2 separate regions of the Mus musculus genome follow, and region 1 is linked to region 2. The links are chromatin loops, found by intact Hi-C in ENCODE. Cell type or tissue: left cerebral cortex. All regions are shown on one strand. Each heading gives the region's core, and the rest is flanking DNA. Links, peaks and the distances in the headings are about the cores only.

The links. Hi-C counts contacts between places; a loop is a spot of excess contacts. Peaks named below come from ENCODE experiments on the same cell type or tissue, not always from the same donor. Only the 100,000 strongest peaks of a DNase experiment are listed, where the experiment ranks them.
Region 1: it touches region 2 in a loop (2.4-fold over the local background); 4 of 42 quality-filtered maps call a loop at or near these places.

What each region holds. Positions count from the first base shown.
Region 1 is chr19:19,105,972-19,110,971 of GRCm38, reverse strand. It overlaps Rorb (RAR-related orphan receptor beta), which reads left to right. Exons shown (of 10, transcript NM_001043354.2): 1 at 1-420. The coding sequence starts at 414. Among named protein-coding and RNA genes, the nearest start is that of Rorb, 2.7 kb to the left of the region's middle. In left cerebral cortex, for the core only: no CTCF peak of the experiment used is centred there; DNase peaks (open chromatin) are centred at 428, 1,340, 1,993 and 2,929; H3K4me3 peaks cover 4,522 bases; H3K27ac peaks cover 4,151 bases.
Region 2 is chr19:18,972,867-18,980,964 of GRCm38, reverse strand. Rorb (RAR-related orphan receptor beta) reads left to right here. Exons shown (of 10, transcript NM_001043354.2): 4 at 2,983-3,384. Among named protein-coding and RNA genes, the nearest start is that of Rorb, 130 kb to the left of the region's middle. In left cerebral cortex, for the core only: a CTCF peak has its summit at 5,749 (motif pointing left); DNase peaks (open chromatin) are centred at 3,120 and 5,745; H3K27ac peaks cover 1,314 bases.

The DNA of each region.
Region 1 (5,000 bases), core at 1-5,000, 130 kb before region 2:
CCTCCTCCTCCTCAGTCTAAGTGATCACAAAAGAAATCTCCGAGCCCCGAGGCGGTGGCATTTTTTTTTTTTAAAGCAAGCACATTGGAGAGAAAGAAAAAAAGAAACAAACAAACAAACAAAAGCAAAACAAAACCCAGGCACCAGCAGCTAGGACATTTTTTTTCCACTCTGCCTGAAAACAAACAAACAGCCATCAGAAACAGTCATCAGCAACAGCATCAAAACTGTTAGCTTAGCGGCGGCGGCCACCGTCACCCTGTGGCCACGACATCTGCCTAAAGGGATGCTTCTCTCAGCGGAGCAGCTCTTCGCCGACCGCCTTCTTCCCTCGTGCTGAGCGGAATTTTTGGGTTCTCTGGGGTTCGGGCTGGGAGCTTCATGACTACGCGGAGCAGGACAGCGGCCACATCATGCGAGGTAAGCGAGCCCGCGGGCGGGCGCCCAGAGCAGGACAACTCTAGCTAGACCGGGAGCTTTGGGGGAGGGGAGAGCTCTCGGCCCAAGGGAAGAGAGATTGGCTACTCGAGGCTCCCCGAGTTCGGTTCGCAGGTGGGACTGCAAATGGCCTGGGCTTGGAAAGTTGTGGGAAGGTGTGGAAGGCTCGGGGATTTTGGCAGGACGCTGAAGGGCGCATTTTTTGGAGACCAGGACAGTGCTAATCGCGCCTCCCAGTTCTGGATTTGAATCTTTTCTGCGCGTCGCTCTCCGGTGCGCCACAGGACACGGGATAGAGAGCAGGAAGTCGGGTGACTTTGGGTAGAAGAGGCTGGCAGCTCGCATCCCGCCGTGGTCGCTAGCCATAGGTGAACTCCCTGGCATAAGTGGGGATCACACTGGCCCAGGCTGCCAGATGCAGGAGCAGTCTATAAGCGCGTCTCTTTCTAGAAATAGTAAACACGGTATGCTCCCGAGAACCGGGAAGCAGATGCTTACGTCTGGACCTTCCTTGGGTCCCCTCTTCCCCGTTCTGCTTCACTCTGGATAGGCCGACCCCCCTCTCGCCCTAACACTCCCCCCCCCAAAAAAAAAGTTGGTAGGAGAAAGTTCTGGAGAGTGAAGGCCATACTACTCACATCGGAGAAAACAGGGTCTCAAGCTCTTTTGTGGGATAAAGGACCAAAATAGAAGCTAATACTAAGTGCACCTTCTGGATAGAACCACCACTGTCAATGTTGGTGCTATCTCAGGGACAAGTGGCCCTCAGGGAAGACAGAGCTCAGTCTCCTGCTCTGACTCCAAAACTGGGAGCTACCTGAGCAGCTGGCCAGAGGGCATGAGGAGTCAGTTTGTAGATCTCAGTGGTACAAGTTTCTTGCTTTCTCACTTTACAGTGGGGCACAATTTCTTCTTTTCTTAAAGAGGCCACCACCGGGTGCCCTCCTAACTTGGACATCTGAGTATGTCTGGACACCCAGCCCCTAAATCCAAGCTTCTCTTCTTTGATGTATTGCGTTCCTATGGTGGCTTTTCTCTCTGATTCACAAGTTCCTCCGGAGCAAAAATAAGCAAGCGACAGTCAACTCTGAACCTTCTTGCATCTTGGACGGAAGTGCTTTTGAGCAGGACACTGTTTAGAACAGGGCCCAAAAATACCCATCTCCATCTACCGGGCTGCCTACTCTGGTGCACTTAGGGAGGAGTGGGCATGACCCTCACCCTGGTCGTTATTGAGGAGCCCTAGGCCTGTCTTGACCTTGAAAGCACAGCGTGAGCCCTGGTGTTTGTAGAACAAGGCAGGACAAAAAAGGATGGAGAAAAGCTGATCATTACCCATGGGGATGGAGGAATAAGTCTCTAGATAAAGGACAAAGGTGTCTGGGTGAGTGTCTTGATTGACCTGCGAGCACTGGAAGTTAGAATCTCTGTGTGCTTGTGCACAGTGACAACAGCTGATTGTCCCAGTCACGGGATCGTCACATGCTCCACTATCCAGATTCTTTCCAGAAACTGTAGTACAGAAACTGGTGGGCAGAGCGCCTTTCCTTAGCGAGAACTTGGATTTTCTTGTTTCTCTTTTTCTGACTCACCTCAGGATCTCACACACTTTCCTTTCCTTTCGGTTTCCTTCACTTCCATCTGAAGCTGCCAGTTAGCAGTTTGACTTTTTCTTCTCCCCCACCCTCCAGCAATACCCCTCCCATGACTAAGTTCAAGCTATCTGAGGGTCAGAAGCCACGTGCCACAGCAGTTGGTCCCCTGCACTAAAGGCTGGAGCTGCTTAAGCTCTTAAGCTACAGTGTCAAGCAGAGCGCAGCTTCCCAGCGCTTCACCTTGATCTTGCTGTTCCTGTGGCTTTACTGCCGGTCTCCCCTTAGAGACACCTGGCTGCAGCCAGCTTGAAGGATTTAAGACAAGGACTAGTGCCCTGTTTATATTAAATTAGATATTCACATGAACCCACATCTTTGTCTCAGAGAACACCAAGCTCACCAGACTGCCCAGGACAGTTCACCAGCTCTAACCCAAGATGACTCTCCGGAGGTGACTGGAGGAAACTACTGGTAGAGAAGTCATTGGTCTCTAGCCCTTTGCCTCTCCTCTCCTGACCTCACACTGTCCCATTCGCTTTCTCTGCAGTCAAAGAATTATCCTATCCCAACCTAAGTGGCTGGCTGTTCCTTAAAGATGAAATAAGAAGTCCCTTCAAGGTTCAGTGGCCGGTATTCCACAGGGAAAGGATATAGGGTGCAAGAAGAGCCAAGCTATCCAGAAGTCATCTAATAGTTGAACTTGAACTTCAATTAAGAGGTGGTGGGGGTGGGGAGCATCAAATTCTCTATCCCTTTGTGCGGGGGCTGTTAAGCTGAGCATATTGGAACTGATTCTGCTAGGGGAGGAGCTGGTATTAAACTTGGCTTTGCCCTTTGCTTGTAAGCATGTCATCTACTCCATACACCATGCCCTGCCCTGCCATTTCTCACACTGTCTCCACTTCCATGTGGTCCTGTCAGAACTTTGGCTCCGACGTTTGCTTCTGGCAATGGCAACTGTCCTAAGTCAGGTCAACTTGCCAGACACAAACCGTGTCTAGGATTGAGCAGTCTCCCTGTGGACTAATCCAACAAACTACCCCCAGGACAGACTATGCCACCCAATAATGCCTCTGCTTGGGGTATTTGAGAGACTATTTCTGGGGAAGCTCTAGGGTAAAAGGGATGTTAAGAAGCTCTGATACTTGGGTTCATTGCTCCGTCCTGAAGCTGAATCTTCCTAGAGAAGATCCAAGTTTCAGCCACAGCCCCTCTCCACTAAAGTGGGGGAGGCTGCAGCTTGCTGACCCACAAAACTTTGCTTCCTTTGTCTGGCATGTGAGTGTGTGTGTGTGTGTGTGTGTGTGTGTGTGTGTGTGTGTGTGTGTGTGTGTGTAGAGGGGTGGTCCTTTGGAGTTTTAAGGATGCTTCTTCTCTTGCTTCCTAAAAGGAAACAGCTGGAAAGGGAAAAAGTAGGTAGGAGAGGAGTAAGCCAGCCCGGTATGGTTTTTCAAGGCTCCCTGTTGAGTAGTCTGTCTTGTTTATTACAAAGGAAACATAAATGGTGGCTTTTCTCTCTGGTGTCTGCATAAAATCCCACTTTTCCAAACAGGAGCACTGTTGCCTTTGCAATCAGTAGGTGACTGCAGCTTGGGAGGATTTATCTCTGGTTTTATTCTTGTGGTAAATAAGGAGAAATGATGGCTTTTAAAACAAAACAAAACAAAACAAAAAGTCTGCATTCTGTCATTTACAGGTAGTACATTTCTGTTGCCTACTAAAGTTAAAAAAATAAAAAATAAAAAAAAAATCAGCTTGCTCTCTGAGATGTAGCCACCCTTGGAAGTAAAGAGATCTGAATATCCCTGGATTTTTTTTTTCTTAAATAAAGTTGTTGCTCTAAATTTTCTCTGCAAGTTCCAATTAAATTATTTAAGTCAAATATTTCCAACCAATAGTTCACCTTACACACACACACACACAAATTGAATGCTTGCTGAAAGGATGTCTCTGTCAGCACTCCGTTAATTTCTGCCCACTCAGAAATCACCAATGAACTGTCTTTCTAACAAGAAAATTCATTCAACAGCTTAAAGAAAAATCGTAAAACTGTGTCTCAAGTACTGTGGGAAAATATATAGCCAAAAAAATTTCCCAAATATTCTCCTAAATGGCTATTAGAACCTCCACCCACCTTGCTCCTCCCTCGACAGCCGTGGTAAATTGTTAACTATTACGAAACAGACATCTTAGAGCTGAAGGTTAGGCATGGGTCCACTGTAGCTTTTATATAAAAAAAAAATCAGTAAATGTAATGATGAGAATTTTGAGTATCAGACTTCATAAACAAGAGTCAAAAGATTAAAACTCCTTTGTCTGCGTCCACCTAAAACTTGGAAATCCTTGCACTTTCTATAAATGACAATAACTTCTGAACATTAGAGAGCCCTTTAAGGTGGTCTATTCTATCACTGTCAAAGTGGTTTTATGTTATGGTTTAACATAAATTACTCATCATGTTATACTCTTAACCAAATATAAATATTGGTTTAATATTTATTCACCTTGGTATTTTGTCAAAGGCCAAATTATTTAAAAGCCTCAAAAATTACCCATAATTGAATTTACACAGATTATACTTTAAATATAAGTGTTTCCAATTGACACAATATAATTTTAGAATAAAAAGGTATCAAAGCACAAAGAAATTATAGAAAAAAAAAGAATTGGTCCTCCTTTTATCAAAAGCTTGTAAAAAAAAAAACTTGTTTTTCTAAAAGTAACAGGACAGTGTTTAATACAGGTGAGTTTCCAACATAAAATGACAAATAAGTGTTTTAAGACTTGACTTCTCATTTTATAAGCCTGTGTTCCCCATTTAGGAAGAGAAAATGGCCTGTAGAGCTTTTACGCTTCTGACTACAGTAGTGCTTAGATATGCAAGTGTGACTCACAGCACACTAATTAATTTACTTACACTAATAAAGTACCTCTAATTTAAGATGAACATTGCAGCTTTGAGAAATA
Region 2 (8,098 bases), core at 3,099-8,098:
TCTAACATGGAAATGTTCTTTGCATCTGTGGGATTAAGATAAGGGTTAAACATATATTGTGTACTGATGCTGTCAGCCTAAGTATTTGGAAATCACTTGTATACAGAACTGTGCTGGTTTCCTTAAGAGGAGGCAGTTTAAGAAGCTGTCTCTACTCCAGTGAATGTCATTAGCAGAACAAATCAGGTTAGAGTGCAAACAGTTAAAATACACGCTGTGCTCACCCTTGGGGAGTGATAAGATGCACAGAAATGCTTGAAGATGTAACAGTACGTGGCCTCTGTTAGAGTGGAGCTTTGAATACATCAATGTGTCTGCAGAGAGTAGCCAGGAAATATTTCTGTGTCAGAAAGTTCAGTAGGTGTGTTTTCTTGGTGTGCTATACATTTCTCCCTCCAGGTATATTGTGAGCTTTATTGCGGGAGAGGACATAAAACTGAAACACCTTTCAGAAATAAATGGAAAACTCATCCTAGTCATTGTCTATAAAGCGTTTGATTTAAGCCCAAGCCGGAGAATTCCAAAATGTAGTCACTTTAAGATGCTTAATTCTAGATATTCCAATTGCTCAGTCACCTGACAAGTCAACCTTGTACAAAAGATGTACATTTTTCTGTTACGTCTTCAGATGATTACAGCAGAGCCCTTGGCAATGTGCTTTTCCAACATCGTTAGCTCTAATTACAAGGCCTATGGTTAACAGCACATGTCTGCATGCTTTGGCAGCAGGTCAGCCTGTGACCCTGCTGATAGTCGATGGCCTTGCCCTGGTGATGGAAGAGGCCTGAATCAGCTTCATACAGCCTATTGTTCGGCAATCTAGTGCAGGCATGCCCTTCCCATGGTGAGGCGCCCAATCAAATGGGCCCCTTTTAAGTTTCTGCTTGTATAACATTTGTCAATAACCCACTGACCTAGACAGGTCATGTGACTGGAAGTCCAGGTTTGGGCAGCATGCCTGCACAGAATGAAAAGGAATTGGGAATAGACATGGAGAAGGACATAAAAGGATGCAGGTAAAAGGAATTGGGGTCATTAATACAATCCCCCTGCCTCAAAACACATAGAAGTCTAAAGTGAGGATTGAATGGCAAGTATAGTTTAAAGGCAGTCTGATCCCATGAAAAACTCTGGATTTTTTAATTCCTATGATTTAAACCAGTAAATGCACACTAGTCTATAAATCACTATGTTTTAATCTCATGCAGTAGTTCTTGAGTTGGTAAGGCCATGGCTGTCATAAGGACCATCTGAGCTGACACAGAGGCTAAAGAGCTAAAGTCACAAATATAGAAGAGGCGCATCACTGCTTTCTTGGGATGCAGTCCTCCTGAGCCAATGGTTAACATTCTCTAATTTTCCTGATTTAAAAAAAAAAAAGTCTTTCCCTCTCAGAGAACAATATGCAAACTATTTAGAATGGCATAATATGAAAGTACAAGAAAAAGCTGTCCCAACCATTCTGTAGAATTCTGCCCATGGCCAAATAGAAATACCACTGTACTCCGTGAATGAATGCTAATAAGAGCCCCGTGTCTACATAGCAAGGTAAACAAGACAACCTAATCCAATTCAAGACCAAATAAAAGGACAACTGAGAGAGAAAAGGGAGAGTTTGTTAGTAGTTAATTAGATTGTTTCTCTTCATTGAGAAAAAAAATTACTAAATAATTACTGCTTCTTCCTACTTAGGCAGCACTGGAAAGCCAGGCTATAGGGATGAGCATCTATCTCCAAGACTACCACAGTCCCCACTGTTCGTAAGATGATTTGAACCTGGCAGCCCAGCACTCAGGTTGCCCAGATGCTAAAAGAGGGGAGTGGACAGCCCATACAAAAAGAGTCACTATCCAAACAGTTCAGGAAGTTTCCTCTCTACACATAAAGAAGCAGCACATGGGGGTTACTCCCCTGTGGAACCCCTTCCTCGCTTCCCCACAAATGCCTGGGGATTTTGCAAGAGATGGAGGGGGGAGGAAGCTATGCTTCAGCTGCAAGGATGGGGAAGAGGAGGAAAGTCGCTCCCGCTTGCTTGCTTGCCTTGAGCTCATGTGAATGCCATCTTCCAAAGGTTCTTCCCATTTGCACCACAATCTAGATGCCAGCAAGTGATGCTATTTTTATAGCCCCTGCATCCTTGTTCGTACCCAATAAATCATATCCCAACCTGAAACAACAGGTTCCTCCCCGAGGACCTCGAAATCCTAATGCTAAGGGGAAATGTCAATACTGATATGGGGGTCATTTTAATAGCAGGAACCCTTTGCTAGTGTGCAGAGATTTGCTGTTTTGTCTCTGTATGTGCTAGTCACAAAGGAATTGGAGGGTGAGAGTTACATCTTCCAGTTCATGACTGTGACAAATAATTCGCATTTTTACATTTCTTCCTAGCTTATTTCTTCCTAGCTTACTGTCACTGTTTAGATAGTGAGTGTCCTCTATAGGTCCATATTTTAACATATATTAAGGATGTGGTCCCCAGTTTGGCACCGTTGAGAGGTTGTGGAGCCTTTAGAGCATGGTGCCTAGAGAGAGGCCTTAGGTCATTGGCGAGTGCAACTCTGAAAGAAACACTGAGACCTATGCTCTTTCTCTTCCTCTTCCTCTCTGTCACCTGCTTGGGGTTGAATCGCTCTGTCTCACATTCCAAACATAGTATCCTGATGTGCCACCATCACAAAAGCCGTTAATACTGTGAGCCAAACTTAACCTTTTCTACTTTTAAGTTGATCATCTCAGATATTTGTTACAGTGGTAGAAAGCTGGACAACACACAGGTTTCATCATTGTGATGCAAACCAACACACTCTCCAAACATAATCTTTCCCCTTAATGTGAAATGCAGATGAGTAGAACTTCTGACTGGCAGCCATAGGGATTTGTCTCTATGATACCGAAGAGACAACCGTGCATGTCTCAGACTGAAGTGACTAAATAGGATGGTAACCACACTTCTGTCTTTTGCTCTTCTTTCCGTCCCAGCTGTAAAGTTCGGGAGGATGTCCAAGAAGCAGCGGGACAGCCTGTATGCTGAGGTGCAGAAGCATCAGCAAAGGCTGCAGGAGCAGCGGCAGCAGCAGAGTGGGGAGGCGGAGGCCCTCGCCAGGGTGTACAGCAGCAGCATTAGCAATGGCCTCAGCAACCTGAACACCGAGACCGGCGGCACATACGCCAACGGGCACGTCATTGACCTGCCCAAGTCCGAAGGTTATTACAGCATAGATTCCGGTCAGCCGTCTCCCGATCAGTCAGGACTGGACATGACTGGGATCAAACAGATAAAGCAAGAACCTATCTATGACCTCACATCTGTACCCAACTTGTTTACCTATAGCTCTTTCAACAACGGGCAGTTAGCTCCCGGGATAACAATGTCTGAGATCGGTAAGTCCGAGTCTTCCCCAAGTTTCATTTCTGGAATTTCTCCATTGACGGTGTCTTAGTCCTACTTAGGGAAGTCGTTTTTCACAGCCCTAGATTAAATTGCATGCATACCTGGTTTCTACTGAGAAGATAACATTGGTTTAAAATATACTCTCACAATTATCACTAGCCCCTTGCCCTATAAAAGTTGTTATGAGTGAAGGAAGATGGAAGGAATTGAAAGATGCTATTAGGGATGAATGGATGCTGTTGGGTGAATGTGGATTCTTACTGAAGAAAAAACGTTGATGGGAGCAAGAAAATGTTCTAATTATCCAAAGTAATGTTACTGAAAGGGAAGTGGACACAATATGGAGTAATACAATGAATGATTCTCAAAGATTGCAGGGACTACACCGTAAGTGCAAGTATCCCAGCTTTCTTCTCTGTAAAGGTATAGCAGGCAGACCAGACCATCGCTATGGATTTGAGGAATCTAAATTGAAGAATTTGACATGAGCGAGATATTCTGGGGAGAATGCTCACACACAAGTACTTGAGTTTAATTCTCAGAATCCATATTTTTAAAAGCGTAGTACCCCACATATAATCTCAATACTAAGGAGGTAGACACAGGCAGACCCCTGGACTTCTTGGCCAACCAGCCTAGACTACTTGAGCTCCAGAACAGAGATCGAGCCTGTCTCAAAGTAACAAAGTAGATAAGTCCTGAGAAACAACAGCCAAGTTTATCTCACATACATGTATAGACATATGTAAGCATACACATATGTGCATGTACCCACACAAATTCTGTATGGGATTCTGGACCACCACAACAAAGACTATGATCTTGGCAATACAGAGTAACAAGTTAGTCCCTGACATTTCCCATTATGACGATGACTTTTGACTTCTTAGTGTACAGTGTCAGGGTGCCCCATCTCAGGCTAACCCTCTTCTGACATTGTAATATTTTTTGTCTTTTTAACTCAACAGTCTAGTGAATGCTCAGTGGGTTGATCTAATGAACTGCCACAAAGATAAGAACAGATTTTTTAGGGTACTTCCCTCCCTGACAACAGAGCTCCATGTGCACCTTGCCACAAAGAAGCTAGATTAAAACCAGAAGTGACTGCCTCCAGGCTAGGAGGCAGGCACCTGAGTTCCAATCCTGGCTCCGTAGTTTGCAGTGTTAAGTAGAGCAAGTCCTTTGACCCCAGATCTCTAATCTTTGAAAGGGATAAAGCAGTTTCAGGTCACGGGGATCTCATAAAAAAGACAACACCAGACAAGTTCCCACTAAGCCTCTGCTACTGTGCGTAGTGACCATCAAATAAGTGACAAGAGCCCACAAGTGTTTTCACTTTACTTCTGGTGAACATATAATGAAATGTTGGCTGTTCTGGGAGCTTATAACATGCATTTGCGGAAGAAATAATGTCACACAACGATAAACCTGAGATGTGACGTCTCTGTTTCAGTGGTGTCTTGTGTGGTAGAAAGTTAAGCTATTGATGTCCCAACCAAAAGACACCAATAGCTGGACTCAGACTAGTCCACTATATTGTCATCCTTATTATATTGAAGATACGTTGTAAAATTTCATTTTCACAAAAGTCTTAAAAGAAAAAAAAAAACCTCCTGTTTCAATGCAAAAACAGAACCCCAAAGGCAATTCACTGCTTCTCAAGAAACCTGTGGTAACTTCCTGACAGAACTCAGGATCTACTTCAGTAAGTCTAGTTCCAGGGTCTTGTGGCTCATCCATTTACCTGCTACTTATTCATTCACAACTCCTAGAAATGGCCTTTGTGTGAAGGGGGCCTCTAAACTTTCAAGAAAGGTATGTCAAACCAAATAACATACTATCTACTACTCAAGCTCTTGAGTGCAGTATTGTATTGGACCATATTTAGTCCCTGTGAAAGGGAAACCTGGAATTGACCAAGCAATCTTTGCCCTCATACATAAAAAAAAAAAAAAAAAAAAAAAAAAAAAAAAAAAATCTATCACGGTTTATTTATGACTTATCATCAATAGAGATTATGATAAGAAAAATACAGCCCAAACCACTGTCTGTGAGTTCCTGTGAGCCATCGCTTTCCCTGTCTGGCCCTCAGCCTATTTTCCTAGGAGCTGAGAGAAGAGACCTGGATAGTCTCAGGTTTTATCATGGCTTCCTGCAGAGGCACTGCCTCCCAAAGAGGACTTTTCATAATTATTTCAAGACATCAGTAGTCTTTACAGATCTCTCCATGTGCTCTAAATTTTCATCAGACTTGAAGAGTGAAATTAGAATTGTCCTGTGAGTACTCTCAAATGCAACAGACTCTTAAACCTAAATAGTGGCTCTGTTCATATTTTGCTAAAACAGCAATGCCACCTAGTGGACACAAACCCATTCCATGTGTATGGCTCTAAGTGTTATGTGATTACATGACACAGTAGGGTGGTGGATGCCTCCCCTTGCCTTAATGAACTATCTAAAACTTGCCGTTTGTGTCGCTGAAACACTAAGTCCATAACAGCATCATTATGGGAGAGGTGTCAGAGAGTGCTTATGGGCTCTGGTTCACAGTCAAGCTGCAACCTTTTATCTTGGGCAAGTAACCTGACAGCTATGAGTCTCGGCATTAAACCTGGACCAGTAATAGTCACTGTGCTTATGCATATATACTGTCCAAATGGATAACTGAGCTGATATTTATAACTTCTGTTGATATTACTTGCCATGCTCAAGAAATCACTGTAACAATATGATTGACATTGTAATTATTACATGATAAGATCCCTAGCTGTTATAGACAATATAATCACCTTTTACCATTGTACTAAATGATACTCTACCTTTTAATTTTAATAGCACACTAGTGGATAAAAGATGCTCTAGGTATCTTTTGTATACCTATTTTACAGGAAATATATATATATATATATATATATTGAGGCTTAGAGGTCACAGTCTCACAAACACCAAAGAAGAAATTTGAGCGCAGGTCTAAGAAATCGGAAGCCAGTTTTTTAGACATGAGTATGTGTATTTTCTCCTGGAAACACTGAGGACACTCAGAAGCTCATTCTCATTACTACACAAAAGCATGTTTGGCCCTTGGTGCCTAACATCGTTCTAGGTGACACTAAATAAAGTTCACAGAGTTTTCTGTGGACGTTTTGTCTTTATTTGATCATTAGGCATCAGAGTGACTCTTCTGCTGGCATGCTGGCATTTGAAAATTCCTGTACAGACAAAAGAGAAAAATCTGGGCTTAGCAACATTTTCAATAACGAACTCAAGACTCTGGCACACTAAGAAATTTGTGAGCACCACATTTGGCCACTGATTCTGACTGCCTCCTCTGGTTTCTGAGAGGGTAAAGAACATGCAGTCCTGCCACCATGCTGAGCTCAGTCCTTATGAGAAGATCTTTCTTCTGAAGCAAGGTTTGGATTAGCCTGTGCTCAACCAGTCCTCGCATCCTTGAAATGTTTAATTAAAATTGATTTGTGGACTGCAACATAACAGTCCGAACAACTATGTATAAATCACCAAGTCAATTATTATAACTGTTACTAAAGTCAGAAATAAGCCCAAAGCAAGTCCACCCTTCTCCAAGGGGTCAAGAAAACCCACACTTCCTGGAATAAGGATCCTGGTGCTAATAGTTTCTGTTTAGAGGAAAATGGAAACATCTTTCACGTGTATCAGTCAGCAAGAGATTTACCTCCTGCTTCAGATCAACCATGAAGAAGCTTCTAGATAGGTTAAAGGTGAGAAATGGGAGTTTGTTCCCTAAGACACAGAGTGAGTCAACCCAGTAAAGATCAACTCTAACTTAAGCAACTTGTTTTACTACCATAGACTTCCATGCATGCTTTGAAGGATTTCTTTTTGCAATATTCCAGCCACTAAATCAGCAAACTGCAGCTTCTATCCTTACCATCTAAGTGACAGCGGTCAAGAGAAGTAGTTACAATTAGAATAGAATAGACTGGCTATCAGTAGTGACGCACCAGCCTAGCGTGCATAAGACCCTTAGATAGATCCCCAGCATGCTAAACTAAGTAAATTAATTTTTAAAACTGTCATAGAACCTAAGTCCTAGGTGATCCTGGATATGAAGTTCTGGGAGCTGGCGCGTATCAGCTACTCAAGACCCCTTCTTATCAGGGAAACTTTTTTATTCCCAGAATCTTGAGGCTGGAAAGCAAAACACAGTTAAGAGAACAGAAACAGCAAAGAATATTTCAGAAATATATCCCTGGGCTTTTCAGAATCCCAAGAGAAAAAGAAGTCATGAAATAAGAAGAAACTGGAAGTCAACCGCAAATTAATATTTAGGCCTTAGTATTGACAGGCCTTGGCTGAAAATTTACTTCGAGCTAGCATGATGGATGTGTTATGTCTCTGGGAATAAAATTTTGCGTGGTTGGTGATAGAGAAGGGAAGCTAGGCAGAGGATTCTCAGAAAGTGAGCAGGAAAGAAAATGGAACCATTGGCTTTTGCTTTCCATCAGAGCTCTCTGATACTCTGGGGATGCCACAAGATTATATTCTCAGTAAAGCTCATTTAAGCTGAAGGATGATTGACAAGGTATCTAGAAAGTTCCAGAAAAGAAAGTTCAAGGAGGCAGACAATATTTTTAAAAGGAGAGAGAAAATTAATATATACACATGCATATATATGAATATATATGTATATCCATCCTTAAATTAGCTGTAATGCTAAGCAGG